2 separate regions of the Homo sapiens genome follow, and region 2 is linked to region 1. Evidence: chromatin contacts called from ENCODE Hi-C or POLR2A ChIA-PET data. All regions are on one chromosome and are shown on one strand. The core of a region is the stretch at or near the end of the contact, and the rest is flanking DNA. Distances in the headings are between cores, read along the strand shown.

Region 1 (3,839 bases), core at 658-3,157:
GAATCGCTGAGCAGCACGGGGGCCCCCAAAATGGGGTGAGTGTGTGCAGGGGTACCCGTAAGTGGAGGGATGTGGATGTGGCTCAGGAGGAGGCTTGGGAAGCGTCCTGCTTAGCATGGCCTATGTGGACCTCCTTTCCACAATGCCCAAGGCCATGTCAGCGCCACACTGGCAGAGGGGACAGCTTGGGGGCCTTGTGACAACAAATGAGTTGGCCTGGCATTAGGAACTGAGGGGAGCTCCTGGGCCCCTCCCCATGTGGTACAGACCCTGATCACTCAGACTCTGAGCCAAGCCAACCCCACTGCCATCACTGCAGAAGAATACTTCAACCCCAACTTTGAGCTGGGCAACCGTGATATGGGCCGCCCCATGGAACTGACCACCAAGACACAGAAGTGAGGCCCCTGCCGGTGCTGGGAAGGTGGGGGGCCGGGGCTCCAGGAGATGCTGGGAGGCCATGGCTTCCTGCAGTGTCCCTTACCCCTTGGGATCTGGTGGGGGCAGGTTCAAGGCCAAGCTGTGGCTGTGTGAGGAGCATCCCCTGTCCCTGTGTGAGCAGGTGGCCCCCATCATTGACCTCATGGCCGTCAGCAATGCGCTTTTTGCCAAGCTCCGGGACTTCATCACCCTGCGTCTGCCTCCTGGCTTCCCAGTTAAGATTGGTGAGACCGCACGGCCATTTCTCCTGAGCCCGTGGCGGGCCGACCGGGGTTTAGATGAGGTCGGGGTGGGGCTGAGGCTGAGGTGTGAGGGGCTGAGTGGTGGCGCCTAAAGGTTTCCTCATCCTCAGAAATCCCGATCTTCCACATCCTCAACGCCCGCATCACCTTCGGGAACCTCAACGGCTGCGACGAACCGGTGCCATCGGTGCGAGGCAGCCCCAGCAGCGAGACGCCTTCCCCAGGCAGCGACTCCTCCAGCGTCAGCAGCTCCAGCTCCACGAGTGAGGCCCCCCGCGAGAACGCCTGCCCCTCGGCTCTCCCCGGGGTGGGTGGGAGGGGCGCGCCCGGCCGTGCCTGACCCAGCCCCCGCGCCCCCAGCCTCCTGCCGCGGCTGCGAGATCTCCCCAGCGTTGTTCGAGGCCCCGCGCGGCTACAGCATGATGGGCGGCCAGCGGGAGGCGGCGACCCGGGACGACGACGACGACCTGCTGCAATTCGCCATCCAGCAGAGCCTGCTTGAGGCGGGCAGTGAGTATGACCAGGTGCGTCTCCGCGGGCGCGCGGGGCCACGGGACTCCGCGCCGCCACGGCTAACGCCCACGCCTCCCCGCAGGTCACCATCTGGGAGGCGCTAACCAACAGCAAGCCAGGCACCCACCCCATGTCCTACGAGGGTCGCCGACAGGACAGGTCAGTGCCCGCTGGGCCGGAGAGAATCCTCCGGAGAGGATCCTGTCTCCCCTAAGCCAGGACACAGCCGGAGAACCCGCGGGGCCCTCGGCAGGGACCCTCCTGGTATCGGGATGGCTTCTGCCACCACTCCTGCCTCCGAGGCGGCAGGCAGGGGTCAGGGATCCAGGCTTCACCGCGGAGTTCAGACTCTCCCCAGGCATTGACGGGGAGAACTTGGTAGGGTCTGGGCTCCGCCACGACCAGGTGGGGGCCAGGACGCCGCGGGACTGACCGCCTCCACTAGAGGGTGGTGGCCGCGGGCCGCCCTGGAGCCTCCACGCCGTGTCCCGGCCCCGGCCGGTGGGTGGGTGCGCCCGGGAGCCCGCGACATTCCTTCCCCACCCCCAGGAGCGCCCCGCCCACGCCGCAGCGCCAGCCTGCGCCCCCGGCGTCAGTGCCCAGCCCTCGGCCCAGCTCAGGGCCAGGTTCCGGCGGCCACGTGTTCCGGAGCTACGACGAGCAGCTGCGGCTGGCGATGGAACTGTCGGCGCAGGAGCAGGAGGAGAGGCGGCGGCGCGCGCGCCAGGAGGAGGAGGAGCTGGAGCGCATCCTGAGGCTCTCACTGACCGAGCAGTAGCGCCCCCTGCCGGGACCCTCGCCAGCGCCACGCGCGCCACGCCCAGGGCCAGGAGCCAGACAAACCCCGGCCTGCGCGCCTGCAGAGCGGCGGCTGGAGACTGGAGCCACCGCCTCGCGGGTGCAGCAGCACAGCAGGCACGGTTCGGGGAGGGATTCGGCATGGCCGCGGGGTACCTTCCCAGGCCAGGGCCCTGGAGGCAACTGGCACGGCCTGGTCCCCCTGCTTTGCTGTATTCTGATTCCCCAACCCGCTCCCCTGGGCTCAGATCTGTCCTGTCCTAGGGCGGAGCCAGGCGGTCCTGAGGGGGAGATGAATCCTTAGAGGAGCGCTGTCCCTATCCCTTGCTCCTTCTGGCCGGTCCGCATTTCTGTTCACTAACCCCACTCCAGGACACTGCCCCTGAAGCCTTTGCATCTCTGCTCTTCACTCCTGGGGGGCAGCTGAGCTCCCCGCGTGCTGTGTCACTGCTTTGTTCCAGACACAAACCAGCACGTCTAGGGCCCAGCCCCTCCCCCACCCCGGCATTTCAGCGTCAAGTGCACTTAGCGGGGTACCCGGCTCCCCCAGCCCCCACACCCGTCCTGGGTCTCAGGGTGGTTCCAGCTTCTCCTTGGGCAGCCAGAAGTTGGAGTCCCATCCCCCAAGGCACATTTTTTTTTTTTTTTTTTTGTGATCAGGGAGTGTGTCCAACGTAGCCCCCTGGCCTGTGCAAGCCCTGACTCCCTCATGGTGCCTCGGAGAGTGGGGAGCATATTGGGCTGGGGTAAGCACTAGACCCAAGTAGACTGGACACAAAGGGCTCGCCCAGGGCCCTGGCGCCACCCCCACCCCTTCCCACCAGCTGCTGCTAGCCTCTGTGGTTGTACATCCCACTTGCCCCCACACGGAGACTGACTCTAAAACCCTTCATCCAATGGTGCTAACCCCCGGCTCTCCCCTGCCCCACCTCACCCACCCAGAGAAGCACAGACCCCGCCAGGGGCAGGGGCCCACCGCACACCCTTGTCCCGGGCCTGTCTGGGACTGGCCTTCCCGGCTCAGCCAGTGAGGCTCAGAAGGGACACAAAGAGGGATGGAAGAAAAGAACAAAGAGAAACTGTTCCTCCCACCCCCTTCCCTGATGCCAGGGGCACCAGACTGATTCTGAGGCACAAATAAAAGAGGCTTCATACCGGAGGCTTTTGCTACCTAACTTTACTTGGGGGGAACGCCTACGGTGTGGGTTGGGGTCCTTCTGAACCTCAGAGTGGAGAGAGCTCTAGGGTAAGAGGCTGCCTGATGGACCCTGAGCCCAGGAGTGCATCGCCAGGTCTCCCAGGAGCCTGGGGGTAGCATTTGCAGAGGCTGGGGGTCTCGTTCCCCTCACTCCCACCCATGCAGGAGGCACAGACTGAACGCTTAGTAAAATATTTCATTCAGTACGTCTTGTTTTTCTGAGAGAGGCAACGGCAGAGGGTTGGGGGCAGTGTGTGTGTATTTGTGATGAACCTAACTCCTCATGCCAGTTCTCTCGAGATTTCTTCGCGGGGGCTGCCGCGAGGAAGCAGCCCTCGCCCCTGTCGGTGGAAAGAAGGAAGAGAGTTCTCTACCACAGACCGCTGTGGGTGTAGCCACTGGGTCCGGCTCTGCAGCAAACGGGTTGTGTATGTGTCTGCAGAACTGGGGTGACGCCCATCTGGTTTACCGCTCAGGGTGATGGAATCCAGTGAGCTGATTAGGAGAAGCGCTGTCATTTTCCCCAGCCTGGGGGTACCCATCAAATCGCCACCCGTTTGAGGTCAAGCTCAGGCTCCAATAACCCCAAGCATCACGCTAATACTAAGCACTTTCCCTGCCCTGGGCGGAGGACAAAGGGGGACACC
Region 2 (3,839 bases), core at 769-3,268, 420 kb before region 1:
CACTTTAGGAGGCCAAGGCAGGAGGATCACTTGATCTCAGGAGTTCAAGATGAGCCTGGGCACATGGGGAGACCCCATCTCTACAAAAAATTAAAAAATTAAACAATAGCTGGGTGCAGTAGCTCACGTCTGTAATCCCAGCACTTTGGGAGGCCGAGACGGGCAGATCACTTGAGGTCAGGAGTTCAAGACCAGCCTGGCCAACATGGAGAAACCCTGTCTCTACTAGAAATACAAAATTAGCTGGCTTGGTGGCGCATGCCTGTAATTCCAGCTACTTGGGAGGCTGAGGCAGGAGAATCGATTGAACCCAGGAGGCGGAGGTTGCGGTGAGCTGAGATCGCACCATTGCACTCCAGCCTAGGCAACAAGAGCGAAACTCCATCCCAAGAAAAGGAACAAAGGAAGGAAGAAAGGAAGGAAGGAAGGAAGGGAGGGAGGGAAAGAGGGAGGGAGGTAAAGAAAGAAAGAAAGAATTACTCAAACTCAGTTTGAACACTCAGTACCACCCTGCATTATCCTCCCCCTTCCCAGGGGCAACCACTATTCTGAATTGGATGTTTGTTATTTCCATGCACTTCCATACGCTTTTATTACATAGCATATATCCTCAAACAATATAAAATATTATTTTACCTAGTTTGTAAAAATAATACCACACTGTCATTACTCTTCTGAAACTTGCTCTTTTTGCTCATCATTGAAAGATTCCTATTATTTTTAAAAAAAGAATAACAAAATAAAGAAGAAAGATTCCTATTAATATGATTAGCTCTAATTTATTCATTTCACTGTTGTATAATATTCCATGATGTGAATATAACACAGTCTGTCTATTCTGTTGATAAATATTCATGGTTGTTTCTGGTTTTTGCTATTTGCAAAATAATGCTGCTATGAACATTGTGAGACATATCTTCAGGTGCTCACTGTGCAAGATATTTTCTGGTGCATATATTTAGGAATAGAATTGCTGGGTCACAGGAGGTTGACATCTCCAATTATCCTAGATATTGTCCCCCTCACTTTTTTTTTTTTTTTTGAGATGGAGTCTTGCTGTGTCTCCCAAGCTGGAGTTCAGAGGTGTGATCTCGGCTCACTGCAACCTCCGCCTCCTGGATTCAAGTGATTCTCCTGCCTCAGCCTCCTGAGTAGCAGAGACTACAGGCGTGCACCACCATGCCTGGCTAATTTTTTTATTTTTAGTAGAGACGGGGTTTCACCATGTTAGCCAGCTTGGTCTCGAACTCCCAACTTCAGGCAACTGCCCGCCTTGGCCTCCCAAAATGCTGGGATTACAGGCGTGAGCCACTGCGCCTGCCGCCCCCGCCACACACACTTTTTAGGACCTAGACATCAATAATCTGAGGCTGAAAAGCAGCTTCAATTGCAGCAAGCAGGACTGAAATTAGACCCTGCAAGGAACTTTTTTAGTTGTTAAAGGATTGTTAGAAATCGGCCCAAGTTGTGGAAGACACTGGAGGAATGTCTGTCACTCTGCTTTTCTGACATGCCTCAAGTACAGCTCAGTCTGGACTCAGTTCTAATTGTAGCCTAAAGATTTCAAAATTAATTAAATCGGCATATATGAGTTGAGCTCCTATTCCACGCAAAGTGCTAAGCTGGGAGCAGAAGCTTGTGTCCTCTTCCTGCAAAGCACATCGTCACCACCCCTCCTTGCAACTGAGATGAAAGACCAATGAGAGACATGTGCAAAGTTACACAGCAGGATGGGATTTAAATAACTGCTGAAGACCACAGTAAAGGGGAAGTCACAAAATACTGCGTGACTAATTGTTAAGTGAAATTGCCTTGGAGGCACAGAGGAAAAAAATCAGAGCAGTGGTCAAGGAACGTTGCACAGAAAAAAGGTAGTATCTGAGCAATAATAGTAGAATGTAGGTGATAATCATGGCATCTACTACTCATTGATGAACATTGTGTGCCTTGCACTTTACTCAGAGTATCTTGTTTAATCCTCACAATGACCCTGTGAAGAAAGTATGATTAGTCTCTTCTGACACAGCAGGAAACTGATCACCAGAAGACCAAGTAGCTTACGCAAGCTCACACAACCACCGAGTGGCGGGGCAGGATTCGAACTTAGTCCTGAAGCCTCCCACGTCAGAGGTCCCCGGGAGGGAACACAAGCAAAGGGTGGGAGGTAGGGGAGGGAGCCCCAGGCACAGCTCCTGGTGTGGCTAGAATGGAGGGCTTCTTTGGAAAAAGTAGGTGATCCGGCTAGAAAAGGAGGTCCAGGCTGGCTCATGGAAGATGCTGGTTTCCAGGCATAGGAACTTTAAGTGATTAATTCAAGGAGATTCCACAGCGAGGCAGGTGTATGTTGGAATAGAGGAAAGGGCAGTGCAGGCAGAGAGGTGCCTGGCAGGTTCAGCAACAGCAGTGCAGGGGGCCGAAAATACAAACTTGAACAAGGAAGATGACTTGGGGACCCAACAGAGGGGACAGGTGTAGGAGAGACTTACAAGGAAGAATGTGTGGGGACTTGGCTTCCAACAGCCGTAAGAGCAACTGAGGGAGGAATTGACAATAGATTCCACAATTGTGGGTGGCCCAGGAAGCTAGGCAAGCAAAAGCAACGCTGTAGGCAGCTGAGGTTAATACAAATGGCTAACGTTTGTTACCAGCTACTATCTATAAGCACTTTACATGTATAAACTCATTTCACCCTCACAGCATTCCTATGAAGTAGGAGTGAGGATCTATTATGATTTCCGTTTTTCAGTTAGAGAAACTGGGGTACAGAGAAGTTAAGCAATTTGTCTGAGGTTACACCACTGGTAAATGGCAGAGCTGGGATTTGAACCTGGGTTCCAGAGGCCTCACTCTTCATCACTTCACTAAACTGTGTCTGTTGAGGTAACATCTTCAGAAAGAAGCAGGGTTTTCCACTCCCACTCCACATTCCCCACCCTCAAAGACCAAGCAGGATGGCAGGATTTTTTTGCTGAGTGGCATTGCTGGGGGGGAGTGTCAGGTCTCTGCTGCTACCCTAAGCCAGCTGCTTGTCACCACCGGGCAGTGAGCATGGGGCGTGCGGTGCTGGGGCCTGCACTGCTGGGGCACTCACCAGCAGGAGGGCACCTGGAGCACGGTCCTTCCTCATCACAGTGGAGCAGAAGTAGCACTAGCTGGTGCAGGCCACAGAGCGTGCCTGGCAAGGGAAGACCCAGCCCAGGTAGCACAACTCCATCGGGTTCAGGAGGAAGCAGCCCAACCCCACCTGCACATGAAGTTCAGGAAGATTTTCTTCCTCATGGCTCTGGACACAAAGCAGTCAGGACTGGAGGGACAGGGGAGGAGTGGCAGTGAAGCAACCATGGCATATCACACCCAGAGAGTAGACCCCACCAGGAAGGCCAGCTCCATGCAGGCCCGCAGCACCACGTGGGCAGTGCAGACAGCCAGGACCCTGTATGACTGCAGGCTGGGGTACCAGGTGGCAGCCCCAAGGCATTTGGGGAAAAACCTCCTCTCCTACTAAGAGCTGCCCCTCTAGAAAGAAAGAAGCCCCAAGGGGCCCCAGCCTGGGTCCAGGGAGAGCCCCTCCAGCTGCCAGCTCTTGCACGGTTTCCAGCAGGTACCCCCTCTCCACATCCACTGTCTCCCATTCACCATCTAGTGCAGCACACAGACAACAAAGAAGATGGAGGGTACGGCCACCAGCACAATCTGGAAAGCCCCAGCGGAAGTGGGAGAAGTGGTCATTGGTGCAGCCAGGCCGCAGGGTATTGCAGATGAACTTGCAGTGCTCATCCCACAGACAGCACTTCCCAGCAGGGCGACAAGCAGGATGTGTAAGACCAGGACAGTGAGCC

What was found. A loop is a pair of places that touch in the nucleus more often than their neighbours do. ChIA-PET counts read pairs that join two places held with the same protein, here RNA polymerase II (POLR2A). Pooled maps may share reads with other maps.
Region 2: a loop to region 1 is called in a pooled map, with 2.5 times the contacts of the local background. The contact joins two enhancer-like sites. A Hi-C loop is called at or near these places in 2 of 50 pooled maps. POLR2A ChIA-PET finds 5 or more read pairs at or near these places in 3 of 52 experiments (K562 and WTC11).

The regions. Positions count from the first base shown.
Region 1 is chr17:29,611,609-29,615,447 of GRCh38, forward strand. It overlaps ANKRD13B (ankyrin repeat domain 13B), which reads left to right. Exons shown (of 15, transcript NM_152345.5): 9 at 1-35; 10 at 268-398; 11 at 508-665; 12 at 794-946; 13 at 1,044-1,207; 14 at 1,279-1,355; 15 at 1,746-3,153. The coding sequence ends at 1,974. It overlaps CORO6 (coronin 6), which reads right to left. Exons shown (of 11, transcript NM_032854.4): 11 at 3,154-3,839. Among named protein-coding and RNA genes, the nearest start is that of CORO6, 9.4 kb to the right of the region's middle. RefSeq lists silencers at 1,629-1,858, 2,019-2,128, 3,457-3,526 and enhancers at 1,803-2,666, 3,532-3,839. Within about 2 kb of position 1,908, at least 8 of the 41 ENCODE cell types and tissues checked have a DNase peak (open chromatin) inside an H3K27ac peak, as active enhancers do.
Region 2 is chr17:29,193,878-29,197,716 of GRCh38, forward strand. It overlaps the pseudogene LOC100421028. Among named protein-coding and RNA genes, the nearest start is that of MYO18A, 15 kb to the left of the region's middle. Within about 2 kb of position 2,019, at least 6 of the 41 ENCODE cell types and tissues checked have a DNase peak (open chromatin) inside an H3K27ac peak, as active enhancers do.